2 separate regions of the Homo sapiens genome follow, and region 1 is linked to region 2. A link is an interaction called in ENCODE POLR2A ChIA-PET data of the cell type or tissue named here. Cell type or tissue: PC-9. All regions are shown on one strand. Links, peaks and the distances in the headings refer to the core of each region. The heading gives the core; the rest is flanking DNA.

Region 1 (8,817 bases), core at 370-8,369, 84 kb before region 2:
AATGAAAAATATCACTAGATGCCTACTTCCTGTGGACTAGCAAGTAAACACTGGGCCATCTTCAAGCTTGGCTGTGTATGTACAAATATCTGTTTAAGTTGACCATCTGCTGTTGTATTGTTGATAAACACCATTATACCAGTGATTTAACTTATGCCCTGGAGGAAGAAGTGCCTTCTAGAATCTCTTAATGGCCATAAAACATTGGCGTTGATAGATTTTAGAGGCAGGCAGCCTTCAAGGCATTCAATGATGAAAATAAAGAAACATTTGTGAAAATTCAGTGAAGATTTCAGAGGCCCTACAGGAACTAGGAGCTTCATACCAAGTTCACATTTGAGTCTGAGTTCAGTTTTAAAGGAAATGACTTTCCATGACAGAATAGTGTGAGATCCAGGCCTTACTCATGGTTGTTGAGTACATGCAGCCTCCAGCCACACGAAATAATACGTTCACCTGGTAAAGAGTGGGGGCTTCATCAGAATCACACCCAACTAGCTCCTTCTCTATGCCTTGTCTTCCTCCAGCGTCTTGTAGAGCTAAAATGTGATGACTCTTTTAGTTTGTATGGAGGAGGGTAAAAATGTGTTTTCAAACTGAGCAAGGGAAGAAGTTTCAGCCATTCCTTTATCTTCTTCCCCTTTTTTTGTATTTCCATTTTCACTTTGAGCATAAATGGGAATCAGAAGGTAGGAGGGAGGATGTTATTATGGATCAGGGACCGAGAATAAAGGGCAGTTTTCAGCTGTATGTTGGAAACTTAAAAAAAAAAAAAAATCCAAACCAAAAAAACTTTCTGTATTCATTCCGTTTTGGAAAAGACTCTGAAAAAGGAATCACATCTTTGATCAAGAGCAATGGTATTAGGTCTTTTACTACAAATTATACTTTTCTGTGAGCCTGTATTTATTTTGCCAGGCTTGAAATAGCTGATGTTATTTAAACAACTGTGTGACTATTGTCTAGGAAATGAGTGTAGGCTGGGAATAGCCTGGCTGATTACATTGTTTAGAAATGAGCCTTATTTTTTGCAGTCCCTTTAGGTGGGAGGGTTCATGAATGTTCCTGTGGTTGGTTGTTCCATGGTGTCTTCTGTTTATATCAAGTCAGTAGCCTCATGATGTCATCATTTTATTCTACCGTATATCATTTTAAGCCTACTGAAGAATGAACAGAGCTAGTTCCATTCCTTGAGACAGATATATAGGCAACATCAAAGAAGACTAATCTTTGATTAGTCTTTGAAATCTCCTAATCTACAGAAAGTAGAGACTAGGGCAAACAGTGGGGCTCCCACCCTCTCCACCTCAGGGACCAGAATCCTCATTGTGATTTGCTACAGGCTTCTTTGTCTCTGGAGAGCTTCAAGAGCAAGCTAGACTGACCATGGAAATAAGTGACAGTTCATTGGTCAGGGGCCTCAAAGTGTTACCTGGATGAATGAGAGGGTCTAGACTTAGGCCCAGAGAGAGCTGGGGATTTCATAGGCTAGAAAGACCCCAGAACATAGTACAATTCAGTTGCCTAACTCCAGTGTACACCATTTACATCATATGACTAGTGAATGGTACCCCTGGGCCTGGGGAGAACATGTTGTTTCTCCTTAAGATTCTGGTACATCCACCTTCAAAGATCCCAGGCCAGGGGACTGAGAAGAGTGCAACCCTGAGTCAGCCAGGGTGTTTGACTCAGTGGTACTCAGGGGACAGAGAGAGAAGATGAGCCTCCATGCCAGATGCATGTGGGTTTGAGTCACAACTTTGGCACTCACAAGCCACCTGGCTTTGGATCAATCACTTAATCTCTCTATACCCTGGTTTTCCATGTGTACAGTGAAGTCAGTCATACAGCTGCCATTGAGAAATGGAATCAATGTCATAATAATACTCAAACAATACATAATAAGCAGTCAATACATGGTGGCTATTGTGGCTCATATGAATAATAGTACTAGTGCTGGTGTGCCAATGAAAGGACAAACAAATGAAAAATACTGCTCTCTGTGAGACTCTTTTCAACCCAAAGGGCATCTTGCCCTGCATGGCCAGGATTCTGCAGATAGATGGACAGGGAAGTTGCAGTTGGTGAAGAGTCACAGTGGCATTCCTGACTTCCTCTGCCTGTCTTTTCTATCCCAAGGGACTTCTGCTCCCTCAGCTCACACTTAGGTTCTGCTGATGGTGTGCTGAAAACATAGGTGTTGAAAAAAAGCAGAGCTGGCTCAGCGCAGTGGCTCACACCTGTAATCCCAGCACTTTGGGAGGCTGAGGCGGGCAGATCACTTGAGGTCAGGAGTTCCAGACCAGCCTGGCCAACATGATGAAACCCTGCCTCTACTAAAAATACAAAAATTAGCCAGGCATAGTAGTGGGCGTCTGTAATCCCAGCTATTCTGGAGGCTGAGGCAGGAGAATTGCTTGAACCCGGGAGGCGGAGGTTGCAGTGAGCCGAGATCGCGCCACTACACTACAGCCTGGGTGACAAAGCGAAATTCCGTCTCAAAAAAAAAAAAAAAAAAAAGAAAGAAAGAAAGAAAGAAAAGAAAAAAACAGAATTGACAGCCAGTTCAGAAACCTTATGAAGAGCTAGTACTAAGTTATCATCACCAGAGAGTGAAAAGGACCTTCAAGTCCAAGACAGCACTGCAGACACATCACGCCATGCCAGGCAGGGGACTGAACTCAGTGCTGCGTGCAACCTAACATTCTGTGATGAAGGATTAAGTCATGCCACTAGCAAAGTGGGTGTGATTGGCGAGAGATGAGTGTCTGAGCTGGGGAGAAAGGAAAGAACCAAAATAATGGCAGAAATATTTTTATCCTGTAAAAGTAAAAGTCACTGTCAGTGTGACAATTGAAAGACCTTTTCATTCCCTCTGAGATATTTTCAAAGTGATTAACTTGAAAAATCTTCGATGTAAGGGCTGTAACATGACTGGGGGGGCATCTTTTTTTTTTCTCCTTCTTCTCTTACTTCTTGGAGGAAAGATGAAATAAAATGGTTTTAAGAAAACGAAAGACATCCTGAAAAAGAAAGTTAACAAAAACACAAAAGGAAAAAGCTCCCTATAAAAAGCTTACTACCTGCTCCCTGCAGTTACAGGTATCATTTTATGTTAGCGCTTATGAAATATTTCTAAAAAAAAATAAAGATGTTCACATGGGTTTTGCTTCCTTGCTTAAATTCTGTCACCTCGGTGGAGTCCAGGGTCTTTGCTGCTTACACACATTGTGCGGGACCCAACATAGTAGGGACTTGGTAAATGTTAAACCATCATCATTAAAAAAACACTTTCTCTTCCACTTTGAGTCCTTTAAGTTTTATGAATGCATGCGGGCAGAATATTAATTCCAGCACAGTGAGTGTTGCTCAGGAGTGATTATGCCACCTGGCTTGAAGCCTTCCAGTGCACTTGTGGGGATTTTCATTTCACTCATCATTTAAAGTTTGTCATGAGGGGTCTCTGTGAAAGAAAAATATAGAGGAGCCTCGGCTGGGTGTGGGGGCTCACGCCTGTAATCCCAGCACTTTGGGAGGCTGAGGTGGGCAGATCACGAAGTCAGGAGATCGAGACCAGCCTGGCCAACATAGTGACACCCTGTCTGTCCTAAAAATACAAAAATTAGCTGGGCATGGTGGTGCGTGCCTATAGTCCCAGCTACTTGGGAGACTGAGGCAGGAGAATTGCTTGAACCTGGGAGGTGGAGGTTGTGGTGAGCCAATATCACGCCACTGAACTCCAGCCTGGGTGACAGAATGAGACTCCATCTCAAAAAAAAAAAAAAAAAAAAAGAAAGAAAAATATAGAGAAACCTAAGGAGAGAAGACTCACTGGACATACTGTGTGAAGAGTTCTCTGACTCTAGATAGCTTTGTAAATAAGGCAGTTATGTTTCCTAGTCTATTTCTTTTCCAAAAGAAGGGAGGATGTGTGATTGCCTCTAGCCCAACATTTGTAGCCAACTGGATGAGATTCCATGCTTTTACCATCATTGACCCAAATAGGTAACCTAAGAATTGAGCTTAAACTGCTTCTCTTGCAGCCCATCTGTGCTTCCAATAAGGAATCTGAGTCATGTCTAGATTAGGAATCAGATACTTTTTTTGCCACTTGAGATGAGCTCATTTAATAGAATGCTTCCATTTGGTGTGGGATAAAGTATGGATATAGGAAGGAGGTGTCGGGATCATAGAGCTGTAAGGGCATGAGGTCCTGTGGGAGCAACCTCAGCCTCTTGCTTTGGGGAGGGTGAATGTGTGGATACCTGCACATTACTCCTGGCTCTGCCATTATCTTGCTGTGTGACTTCGGACAAGTCACTTAGCCTTTCTGAACCTTAATGTCTTCATCTGTAAAACAGAGGTTTGGAATAGATCCATATAAATTCATATTTCTGTAACCCTGTGTTACAGGCTATATGACTTTTTTCTTTTTTCTTTTCTTTCTTTCTCTCTCTCTCTTTTTTTTTTTTTCTTTTTTTTTTTTTTTTTTTTTGAGACAGGGTCTTGCTCTGTCACCCAGACTGGAGTACAGTGGCACAATCAGGGCTAACTGCAGCCTTGACCTCCAGGCTCAAGTGATCCTCCCACCTCAACATCCCAAGTAGCTAGGACAAGTACTTGGGACATGTACCACCACACCTGGCTAATTTTTTGTAGAGGCAGAGTCTTGTTATGTTGCCCAGGCTGGTCTTGAGCTCCTGGGTTCAAGTGATCCTCCTGTCTTGGCCTCTCAAACTGCTGGGATTACAGGCATGAGCTGCCACGCCCAGCCTGCTATAAGACTTCTAATTGGACTGCATCATTTCATCCCAGAGACCTGGTTCCCAGGGTTTTCACAAGGTAGGAGGCATTGTTTCATAGTTCAGGTGAGGGTGTTGATAATCTAGGCCAGGACTGTGACAAGGGTGACATCATCTGTGGTATGAAATTTATTTTTAGCATCAGAATTTTGGGGGCATCTTGAGTTGAAGAGCAGTGGTTCCTTCATTGAATGACACTAATTTGGCTATTCTCTGGGTCTCTTCTTACAGTTTAAAAAGGGGCTGATGATGGGCTGGATGGGAACTGTTTCCCTGGTAATGTTGCCAACTCATCTCTTTGCTGGTGCCAGCTTTCTTGTCTGAGTTGTAGAGCTCATGCCTGATATGACAGTGGCAAAGGATCATGGAAATCATGTGCAGGGTAACCAGGGAACCAGCGCAGTTGCCTTCAGTAATTAACTAAGACATCCATTCTGAGGTGGGTGGGACCTCAGTTCCAGCTCCTCTGCATATCCTCAGGGACAGGGTAAGGCTTGTGGTCTTAAACAGAAGAGCTCTCAGTCCGCTGGGTGAACATTGCTTTCCCTGCGTGTTTTTACTTGCAAGGGTATTTTGTTCAAACAATTTTAATATTTATTTGTTAGGGGGTTTTATCTCTATTCATAGGTGATATTTACCCATGAATGAGTATTTTTCTTGGAAGAGTCTCTTTCCTTTCTTCCTTGTTTTTTTCCCTCTTTTCAACTGGGTTTACCTGTTAGCAATTGGACATATATGTCTTGTATGATACAGTGCCCTACTGTTGCTATTTTAATACCATGAGAACTTTGAAAGGCTAAAACCAAAGTACAGGACCCACTGAAGCCTACACTTTACAAATAAAAGGTAATTTTGTCAGCTAATTTGTAGTGGATTCCTTGACCTTAATCTTTCTTGGTCCCCTGGTCAAAATATAGTCACCCAATTTGCTTTTTTTCACATGTCCATATTTTAATTCTTTGCCAATCATTGTCTGATAATTGTCTTAATTATTTGTTTATTTTTGCTCCTCTGCCCCTACTAGAATGGAAGTCTTGCTGACCACTATCTCCAGGACCTGGCATATAGGAAGTTCCTAATATATATTTGTCAAATCAATGAATGAATGAATAGATACTTAAGTCATAGAATATACGTCAAGTCCACAGACCCAGAATCTAAAATAAATCGGAATTTAAAATGTTGTACATCAGTTGGTTAAAACGCTAATAGAATAGAGATGTTACTTAGGGGATTCAATGGTCCGAAGGAGTCTGTGGCCAGGAGGAAGAACCAAGAACAACCAACAGTCCTGTTCCTGGCCAAAAACCAGGAACAGGACCTTGGGCAAGTCACATGACCTCTTGGGCTCAGTTTTCCCATCCACTAAATAAGAGGATGGGATGTAATGATCATTAGTTCACTTAGCCATTTATTGAACAGGACTATATCACTACCCTAGATGAAAAAGCAGTGCCATATAACCATAAACATATTCATTACATATAAAATATGCATTACTATTAAAATGTGAAAAAGCTCATAAGTGTATCACCCCAATCTTGCATACTGCCAGTAGAACATGTACTGCATGTTGGGAGACACCGTGATAGAGCATGCTATGTGCTGTGACAGAGCAAGCTACAAAGCCTAACTGTAGAACCAGATAGACTAGAAGGGAGAAATCCTAGTGATAGCAAACATTTCAGTAGCTCTGAGATCCCATCATGTTCTACCCTCACAACAACTCTTAGGGTAGGCATTATTATTATCCCCATTTAATAGACAGGGCTCAGTGTTACTTGCTCCAAATGACACTAGTGGCAAGAGGACTTAAACCCAGGTCTTCTGGCTGCAAGTCCCAGGCCCTGAAATTTTACCCTGTAATATGCTAGCTGTGGTTTGGCAAATGTAGGAGAAACTACATCATGTACAAGGTATATCCCAGCACTTTAAGCCTCAGAGAGTTTTCTCAACATTTTCTCCTAGAGTAATAGCTTCTGTGGCTTGTACAGAGCCTCCCTAAGCAGCACTGATTTCATGATCGTCAACAGAATCCAGGGAGGTAAGGGCAGTGTGCAGACCCCTTTCCAGCCTCTGGGGAGAGAAAGAAGTGGCCACTGGAACCTTGGTGGAGAGGAGTATTCCAGGATCCCGGTACACGATGGGCATCTGTTTGTAAAAATGCATGTAAATTTGGCCTCCAAAATATTCCGTGTAGTCTAGTTCTCACTGAACTGTGGCCCACTGATAACAGCAGTGTTCACTCCCTAGAGAGGTCGAGACAGCAGCTTCCCAGCACTCAGAGGTGTCTTCCTGATTCTCCCCCTGGCTCTGTGAGATAACTCCCTTTAGCCCTTTTTTTGTCTGCAGCCAGCAAGACCTGGTGATAATGTGAGGCCCGAGGCCGAGCTAATCCTCCCTGTAGAAATCCAACAGTGAAGCGTCTTGTCTTTATGACTATTCGCCGAGGATGTGTAAAGGGAAATGCAAGCCCCAGGCAGCAGTAGCTGGCTGGGTTCCAGAGTCAAAACTGAATTAAAAACTCATTAAGTAGTACTTTGAGCTCGCAAGCTGACTGGCGCGCAGTGCTGGGAAAGCTGATGGTGGAGGAAGGGAAGGGCTGGCTTCTTCCCGTTGGCAAATGGCAGACTGTGGGCAGGACGGGGCAGTCCAGGAAACAAGATGAAACACAGCCCACTTGTCTGTCATGCAGACATGTTTGTGAGTATAGCTTTTGGTACAGCCACATAATGTATGCTAATTGCTATATTCCTTCTTTTTTTTTTTTTTTTCCACGGGAAATGGCTCGGTGAGAAAGCTCTGAAACCAAAGAGGCAATGCAGAAATGCCAAAATGCAGACATTACAAAAGAGAGAGGAGGAACAAAGGGAAACAGGGGATCCAAATTTACATCATGGTTTAGCGTTCTGCTAAATCAGCACCTCCCTGGTCCATGCAAGTCATATGGAAAATAATTGAGCAGAATTTCCTATTTGGGTTGATTTTCACTGCATCTATCTCATAGGTTGCAATTTGTTAATTGGATTTTTTTTAAAACAAGAAGCAAAAATTTTACCCCCAAGGACTAGAAAGTTAGCAAGTTAAGTTGAAACTCCAAAGTAATTATCAGAGCTTCCAGAAAATATTAATAAGACAGTATGAGCTGGTTCTCTCTCTACTACTGTTCTGAACAAGACACTTCTCAGTTGACCACAAGACTCAGATGCAAACTGGGGAAAGCACACAACTGAGCCCACTTAAAAGAATCATCCATCTGTAAGAAAACTCATTCAGAATATTTTGTATGTGCCAAGCTGTGTACCTCTAGTGTTCCGTTAGATATCCTTTTGCAACTGTCATTCTTTAAATCAAATAAAAACAGACCAAGATATTAAAGGAATGCTTTGTCTAATGAAGCAAGAGTGCACAGACATTTTATATTGAAAGAGAATGGACCAGAAATGAGAAATATATTTTACTTTGTCATTGGAGTCAAAAGAAGTATTGATAAGTAGACTTTCTTTCCCCCAGTAACCCTTCATTTTTTTTAAATAAAAAAGTAACATTCTTTAGAGCAGTTTTGTAGTTACGAAACAGGAACTTTTATAATGAATTTGATTAGATGTGACGGAAGGAAATGCAAGTATTTTTCAGAACGATGTAGATAACACATTAAGGCATCATCTTCTGTCATTTAAGAATTATGAGAATAAAGAGAACTGGAGTCGGGAATGTGGTTAGACTCTCCTCTGGAGGGATAGCTGACGCACGGAAAGCACTGCTCCTCCACTTGGCTCTTGCCCCTGTCCAGCTCCTGTCGCTTGGCCAAGGCCCTGAGCTGAGGAGGGCCTCAGGCTTGCTCACCTCCTGCCTTTCCAATCCTTAACTTTGAAGCCTTGCATTTTCCAGATATCTGAGTTTACACTGAGCAGTGGTGCCCTCGGCAACCTTAGGGTGCTCCATCTCACCTTCCAGCTTCTCCAGCAACAGCCTCTGCTCCAAAATAAATGAGGTGTTCAGTGTTGCTTTCTGG
Region 2 (8,817 bases), core at 369-8,368:
AATTTTGATGAGATAATTTTCTAATGACTATTATATTTTTGTCAAGTACTTAAAAAAAGAGGGCAGGGTTTAATACAGAAATCGATAATAAAAACATCAGTATTATAAGTTAAAATTTCCTGCTTGGGATCTCAGATTCTTACTCAAAGAATTTAAGGTAATTTTAACTTTCCACATACACACACTTAGCCTGCACAAAATAAAAGCACCAGGTGCTAGAGTCCCCTCCAAAACACCTCTCCCACCCTGCCAACAAAAGTCAACCAGATTGGGCTTGAATATTTCCAACGAATTCACTATCTACCTTCACAATACAGATAAAAATGTCTTTCTTTAAAAGTTCTAATTTTTAAAAAATTAAAGTCAAGTTTACAGAGATACAATGTACAAACAAAAAAATTCATACGTTCAGTTTACAGTTCTATGAATTTTGACAAATGCATCCAGTTGCATAATCATGACCACAATCAAGATAAGCCCCCTTTGTAGTCAACCTCTCCAGGGTTTGCTGGTCAATTTAAGCAAATTTTATATAGGTAACCTCCTTGGGTCCCTTTCCAGATCTAGAGTTATTAATTTTGTAAGAGGAAAAGCAAATAAGATAATAAAACCACCACAATATCATCTATTGGTTGGTTTATAATGTATATTCTGTCAATTTCCCAGAAGAATTTGAAAAAATTAAAACTCAGCTTGTGAGTAGTTTTTTTTTTGAGCCCTACATATAGTCATTAGACCTTCTGGAATCCCTGCCTGCTAATCTAAAAAGGGTGATGAGTAAGTAGATTTTTGGTAGAGAATAACAGGGGCATAGAATTTTGCAGATGTGGAGTGCTAAATAAATGCAGCATAACAACACATTTTTTGAAATGAAGATAGATAACAGAGGGACTTGTTAGATATCAAAGTCTGAATTTGTCAGACCAAGGGCTTAAAAAAGAGGCCCTTAGCATTTCACCTGGAAACACACTGGTATAAATATGACATACTAGAAACTACTCCAGGAGAGTTATTCTTATTATCCACATCCTCTCATGAAACAGAAAGCAATCAAAAGTAGGATGCATGTCACCACATTATTCTCTCTCCCTGCTCTCTGATCTGCCTGCTGTTTTGCCAGATCTAACTCTCAGTCTAGAAGACATATTTCTGCTTCATTTAAGTATTTACTGAGTAGCTACCTTTTGCTCAGGCATGGTGATCTATATTCTTTACCCACTGATCTACTAATTTCCTTTAATTCCAATTTTTTTTTGTTTTTTTAAGTAGAGACGGAAGTGTTGCTATGTTGACCAGGCTGATCTCAAACTCCTGGCCTCAAGTGATCTTCCTGCCTTGGCCTCTCATCATGCCTAGCCCTAACTCCTATCTTAAAGATGACATCTCTCCCTTTCTGATACAGAAAAAATACCTATAGACAGACTGTAAGCTCTGCTGCTCTCTCTCTCTCTCTCTCTCTTACTTTCATGGTACATAAGGGAGGCAGTCAGAATGAAGTCAGTTGTGTTCTTTGTCTAAAGCCTGGAACACTATTTTATCAGCCTCCAAAGAGCAATATGTGTAGATAACCAGGGAGGATTACTTGTGGGGAGAATGGGAGAAGAAACAAGTATTTACAGTCATCACTGAGGTGCCCATCTGGAGATGGTCCTAAAAGCAGAAAATGGCTTTGTGGCCACCACCTGACCTATCAGTGAAACTGCACCCAGAAGCAGCTGGTAAGACTTCTCCAGCCTCTCTAAAGCTATACACACACTGGCTCACAGGTCAGCTTCATGACTGAGAGGCAGTTACTGAAGGCCAAGGTTAGGCTACAGAGGGCCTTTACCTAGGAACAGCAGGATGTTGAGAAAAACTGGATCCCGGAACCAGTCCTGTTTATAAAAGCATATAAAGTTATGGAAACTGGCTTGGTTTGGACAGAGATAAGCGAAATATTTTGGTTTTTGAGTAGGAAATTTATGAGCAATAAATGAGCCAGTTTTAAATACATGCAAACATTTCCTGATGTCTCCTAAAGCTTTGGCTAGGAACTGCAGATAAAATTTCTGCAAAATCACAAATAATACAATGATTAAGATAGGAAAATCACATATATTAATTAAACACTGGTTTTGAATAATTCTGGGAAAAAGAAAGGTGAGAAAGAAAAAAAAGGAGGAAAACAAAGGAATAGAATAGAAATAAAAACCAGAATTTCTGGAGTATGCTAGGCTTAGTGAAGTTGTCAGGATTAAGTCTGCCACAAAAGAAATGAGCAGGCAAAGAGCCTGGCCCAGGAGATGAAGCACACCAGGGTAAAAGCAGAAAAGAATTAAGCCAGTGTTGAGCAGATTTATATGTGTTTGTATGTGAGATTACGGATTTCTTTAGGGGTATTTCTGAGGGAAGAGAAGCTCAGTACTAATCAGGATTTCTTAAGAATTAGATTTTTATTAAAGAAGAAAAGCATCTCAGTATTTTAAACATTCTGATTCTCTAACACATGAAAAAGTTGAATCCCTAGGCATTCTTTGTTTGTAGCAAAAGGAAGGTTGGACATACTTCCAGTGATACAATCCAATTCATAGCTAGTTTCTATTTCTGTAACTCTACTGACTCCTCTATTAAGCTTTTAAGCTCTTAAAAGGCAGGGGACAAGTTATCTATCATTTTGCGTCTACAAACAAGTGAACAAGGACTCAAGTAGGTGCCTGATAATTTGGCAACAGTGACTCGGCCTGCTAAGACTGCATAAATACCCATCATGCATGCTGAAATTCATGAGGATTATTTATATTTGAAACAGTAATTCACTTCTGGTTGTGAAGTATCCTGGCTAAAATAAAGTTGAAGCCAAGAAGAAATGCTGCCTTTTTTGTACAAGGCAGGAGGAGATGAAAGATGGCAGAGGAAGTGGAGTAGTATGTGGTCATTGTGGAAAGCCACCTAGTCCTCACTTATTCCCCCTACTGTTCCTTCTCACAATACATCAAGGATGATACATGGATTCTTTAATGCAAGTTGAGGGAACAGACAAGCTGCTAGGAGAGTGAAGCCGTTAAGTTGAGGACAGAAGCCAGAGTACATGGGTTCAAAGAATTTCCCTAACAGGAATTCAATAAAAAAACAGACTCCTTTCAACCCTGGAAGAGGCTTTGAAAGCAACCTAGGCCAAGTAAACTGGGGATAAGGGAGAGACAAAAAGTTAATACTGAATTAGAGAATCTTTAATTTAGTGCTGGTAGGGACTTTCAATATCTATTGTACACTAGACTATTTATTGAGAATTTACTAGCCCTGTTCTAGGTGACGTAAAATTATGTAATCTAATTCCTTTACTTTATAGAGGAGGAATCTTGATGTATATAGTGAGATAAAATGATTTCCCCAAGATAGTTAGCAATAGGACCTAAATTAGACCCCTCACTTTCATTATTCCACCATTGCCTCTCAACTTATTTGTAGGACATCTTTAAAAAACATTTTTGTGGTTTCACAAAGGTCTCTAACAGCGAAAAATAAACATCTCTTCTAAATTTAGGAGCAGAATCAACAGAAAAATAAACTCAGTGTAAAACAGTTCTGGAATTGCCCTGAACTAGCTGTTTAACTTTGGAAAGTCACTTGATCCTTCAGGGTTTCAGTTCCTGCAACTGTAAAATGAAGAGGTACGGTTATCTGGATCACAAACTCAACTGTCTACAGGGGCCAGTCAGTTAATATAAATGCATGAATCATGTAAGACAATAGGTACAAAGCTGCTTGTATTACAATCAAGCAAAGTGATTTCATTATACTGTTTATAAAAACACAGCTTACGGGCCAAACAAAATACACTTGAACTCTGGACTAGACCAGACCCCCGGAACTCCTTCCAGCACTTAAGTTTAATGACTGTAAAAGACAATAAGCCTATATCTACTCATTAAAACATCAGTCATATACAAGTTTCTATTAAACCAGAAAAATGGCAGTGATACAAACAAGTGAATAAAGACTCAAAGATAAACGAGCAACCATTCAGTCCACAGCTGATTTTACTTTATTCCACTAGCCTCCATTCCCCCACCATATGGTACCCACTTTGGGCAGGCAACAGAGATTATTATTATGGGAATGGTGGGCCCTGCAAATTGGCATCTAAAATTTCAAGGTGAAATGATAAAATCAGCTAAAGTTAAATTTAAGGTCCCTAAAGTACATTATAACTGAAGATCAAGTTTTATAGAAAATAAAATTTTCAGCAATTGATCACTCCATTAGTAAAGCATTTTATTTTCTACTCAAATATTTCAGTGCAATTCATCTTATATCTAAGAAAGTCATCCAAAGTAATTTTCCTACATAATATAAATTATTGTTTTATATACTGTTACTTTATCAAACCTCTGTTATCTGGCAATTCCTATAGCAGAAATGGTTGAACTCTAAAAAAAGGGGAGTAGGATAGGGTGGGCATAGAGATATTAAGAAATTACTTGACAGTTTTTGGAACATAATGACTATTTGTAGTTTAAAAAGGAAAGATATTTAAAAATTGAGACTTATTATTTGTGAGTCCAATTGGTTTTTAGAAAGGTTTACTTTACCACTCACCAAACAAACAAAAACCCTTAGTTGTTTACATGTAAAGACAGAAAAATTAAGGTGACCTTTCTTTCTTCTGCTGCCAAATAGTAAAACTCAGTATGACTATAATACATTTAATAGGCAGCTCCTCTATTTAGCTCAAGCTAGTCTCTCATACCAAAAACCAAATTTTTAAAAACTGAATATTTGAAATTATACAAACAAAATATGCTAAGAAAATTCTTAACAATGACCAAATGCAAACTTCATGTCATAGGAAGGTTAAGTACCAGAGGCAATTCCTTTTAATAGGATGACAATCATAAGAAGGAACAGTTACAATTCTGAATATGAAAGAGCTGTTTCTTTAGTAATAAACCAAATACAAAGTTCCGGGTTCATCTGTTCTGGCTGGCAAATCTTGCATAAAAAAGCCATACTTTAGCTAAACAAAAGCTTTTAGGCTGGCCCAGAAAGAGGGAATGAACAATTTGAAAAACATCTTTTACTGCCTGAGAAAATTTAAAAAGTGTCTGAAAGTGCCAGGAGACCTGCCTCAATGTGACTCAGGCAGCTTTCCAAAGTCCCTCAGCTTTCCTAAGTATGAGTCATAGGGGAAGGAGAGAGGGCTCCTTGGCAAAGATACAGGTTTTCCTCTCTGGTTCCACCCCCACCATTTTCATTTAAAAAAAAAAAAAAAAAAAAAAAAAGCTTTGATGTATAATAGTTAAATAGATTCCAGACAGGCTTAACTGAAGAAGTTTGAACACCAGGGAGGCAAAATATCATTGCAGAAGTTGCTATTGTTTGCTATTGTGATCCACAGACACAGGGAGCATCTTCTGCATCCTAAAAAGGGCTCGGCCCATTGATCATGTGTCAGATCATGGCTGCACTTTGTGGGAGAGAAGAGGATAACAAGCTATGAAAATACCTCTGCCTCCCTAGTTTCTTAAACACCACAAGCTCATATACTGAACAATTACACTGAGTTCGAAGGGGTGGGAGCTTGTCCTTTATGAGTGCACATTAAGCAGAATTTCAAGTGTGGTAGCAAGTAGACTGTCCACATATACATGGCTGCTACAATGAATGCAGCCTTTAGTGAACAGATACACTTTTTCCTTCAATAATCTTAGGCAAAAAAGTAAGAAAGCTGGGATTTTTTAAGCATGAATAAGGCAAAACTGAATGTTAAACTGCAGAGAGAATAGTTCTACTTCTATACCTATATGAAATTACTTATTACAACAGAATGGAGCATTTGATGAGGTCAAAGCTCCTCTCTTCTGCATTTGATCATTTATCAACCTACTATGAATCAGGATATTATGCTGGGCACTAAGAGACAAAGAAGAATAAACATCTCCTTGCCTTCAATAAGGTTAGATTGGGATGATCAAAAACAAGTATTTTCAGCCCCGCGTGGTGGCTCACGCCTGTAATCCTGGCACTGTGGGAGGCCGAGGCGGGCAGGTCACTTGAGGTCAGGAGTTCAAGACCAGCCTGGCCAAAATGGTGAAACCCCGTCTCTACTAAAAAATACAAAAATTAGCCTGGCGCAGCAGCACGTGCCTGTAATCCCAGCTACTTGGGAGGCTGAGGCAGGAGAATCACTTGAACCCGGGAGGCAGAGGTTGCAGTGAGCCAAGATGGCGCCACTGCACTCCAGCCTGGGCGACAGAGCAAGACTCCATCTCAAAAAAACAAAAACAGGCTGGGCGCAGTGGTTCACGCCTGTAATCCCAGCACTTTGGGAGGCCGAGGCGGGTGGATCACGAGGTCAGGAGACAGAGACCATCCTGGCTAACACGGTGAAACCCCGTCTCTACTAAAACAATACAAAGAAATTAGCCGAGTGTGGTGGCAGCTGCCTGTAGTCCCAGCTACTTGGGAGGCTGAGGCAGGAGAATGGAGTGAACCTGGGAGGCGGAGCTTGCAGTAAGCTGAGATCACGCCACTGCACTCCAGCCTGGGCGACAGAACGAGACTCCATCTCAAAAACAAAAAACAAAAAAACAAAAATAACAAAAAAACTCCAAGTATTTTTTGAGCATTGATAACAAGTTTAGAAGGTTAATTTATAAGCATCATAGGTAATTTCCCATGTATATAACACTGATTATTTCATAACACCCTGATAATAAATTTTGAAAAACTGGCTCTCAATAGGAAAATAAATCCAACTTTTCTCTCTTCTTCCCAATAGTCTGTCTTTTTTGTTTCCTTGGGTATATTTAAGAAATAAAAATGTTAGAGATAATGTTGTACCCTGCTTCTCTCACTTTCTAGAACAAGAAAGTTGGTGTCCATCATTCTCATGTTATACTTTTACTACTTAGGGATATGTTCTGTGTTGAGTTTTTCAAGGTGCATGACTTTTTGACTCTGCATTCAAGGGCCTGTCTGATAGAGAACTGAACCAAACCACAGTAATGCTGCTTCTCCAGGGGCAGAAGAGTAGGGAAAGAAGTGACAAAATTACTGTTATCACAGACATGAGAGAGGACTCGATGCCACTTTCACTGTGAAAACTAATTGCACTGCCACCAGGTAAATCTCTGACAAAGTGCTGCTCTGTGTTTGATTAGAACCCAGCCCCGACTCACTAACTGAGTCATTTAACCTAAGAATCAGTTTTATCATTTTTAAAATAGAGATGATAATACCTTAATCACTGGGTTATTATGAAAATCACATAGGAGCTATTTAGGCATTTTGCCGGCTTATAATTCTTTTTGGAACCAAACACAGTAAAAATATGCACATATACAAGCAATACTAAAATATATATTTTTAAAGACAAGGTCTCACTCTGTCACCCAGGCTGGAGTGCAGTGGCGAGATCACAGGCATAACTGTCTTTGGTAGTAGAGAGGTAGTTAAGATATCAGCATCAGAGAGAACTTCTCCTATGTTAGAACCTCAGGAAACTGATTCTAAAATGGATTCAGGATTCTAACCGGTAAAAGTTATATCCAGTTTATCTGGTAAAACTCTAGATTGATATGAAGATTAAAGAGATAAAACATGTAAAATTAAAATGCCTGGCACATGGTGCTTTCAGACAACTTGGACAGAGCAGTCAGCAGCAGCCTCATTCTAAGGGCCACTGAGTTAAGTATGAACTCTTATGATTATTACCATCCACACGGCAGGTGACTTGCAGAGCGCTGGGTACCTGTGTGCAGCAAAGACCTGACTGCCATTAGCCAGAGGGGATGGAATACAGTAGGAAGAACTGGGTCAGTAAGAGGGTAAAGAATCCTTTGCCCTCTCATTCCTCTCAAGACAGTCTCAAATGAGGAGCTGGAAGGTGAAGGAAAGGGGACAACAGAGAGGCTTTTTACAATCACAGAGGCCCAAAGCCAACCAGCAAAGTTTTGCCAGTCAGGCTGATGACTGGTGGCAGGGTTTCTGATCTTATTTATGACAGAAAAAGGTCTAGGAAGGAGAAGCAAGGGGATGACCTAAGGAGGAGTCAATTTACCTATCATGTTTTGCTCTTGGACTGCTTTCCACATGCTTGGCAAGGCACTGTTATAATACAATGGGGATTATACTGGTTTCCACAAGATTAGCAAAGCACTCTTATAATACAATGGGGTTTATACCTTGAGCTTTGTGTCAGCTCAGTGCCCACTAGCCTCTGGTTGAGGTAGACAGCTAAGGAGTGTGGATGCCTATGGAGGATAAACCGAACTACTGAAAAGAGAAGCTGCTAAGTGCTGCTCATGGCTTGGATCTGTGGTTGGGGCAAGAGCTCAGAAGAAGAAAGTAGTTATTTGTGTAGAACATGCCACCCATCCAAGGCTGGGAAATAAAGGAAAACACCAACTAAAGCAAAGCATTTGCTGCTGAGCAAGCCACTGACCCAGCTTTGTTTCTAAGAACCCCCTTTTCCATCACGTGCCCACCACTGGCAACCTGAAAGGAGTTTAAGGCTGAAAGCACCTGTTCCTGCTCCCAACCTAAATGGAACCATCAGCTCTTTCAGACAACTTGGAAAGAGCAGCTGACAGCAGTCACATGAAAACAAAGGCCACTAAGCTAAGAGAATATCTATGAACAACAAATATACAATAGTTTTTCTCATGTTGAAAAAAAATTATGGGTACAAATAACCAATAATAACTCTGTTTTAGGATTCTGATTTAAGACAGGCTCAAAAAAGGAAAGACAAGGGTGAGCTGTTGCTATAGTGACCACAGCTTTTGATTATCTCAAGGGTTTTTCACATTCCCATGCAACCATAGGAAAGTCTAA

What was found. ChIA-PET counts read pairs that join two places held together with the same protein. Peaks named below come from ENCODE experiments on the same cell type or tissue, not always from the same donor. Only the 100,000 strongest peaks of a DNase experiment are listed, where the experiment ranks them.
Region 1: POLR2A ChIA-PET joins it to region 2 with 12 read pairs; 3 of 35 experiments call an interaction of 5 or more read pairs at or near these places.

What each region holds. Positions count from the first base shown.
Region 1 is chr5:72,159,457-72,168,273 of GRCh38, forward strand. All of the region lies in intron 2 of MAP1B (microtubule associated protein 1B), which reads left to right. Among named protein-coding and RNA genes, the nearest start is that of MIR4803, 5.6 kb to the right of the region's middle. In PC-9, for the core only: no CTCF peak of the experiment used is centred there; no DNase peak of the experiment used is centred there.
Region 2 is chr5:72,243,434-72,252,250 of GRCh38, forward strand. The region is part of intron 4 of MRPS27 (mitochondrial ribosomal protein S27); the gene reads right to left. Among named protein-coding and RNA genes, the nearest start is that of MRPS27, 72 kb to the right of the region's middle. RefSeq lists a silencer at 1,569-1,863. In PC-9, for the core only: a CTCF peak has its summit at 1,594; a DNase peak (open chromatin) is centred at 5,138; H3K4me3 peaks cover 369 bases; H3K27ac peaks cover 2,709 bases.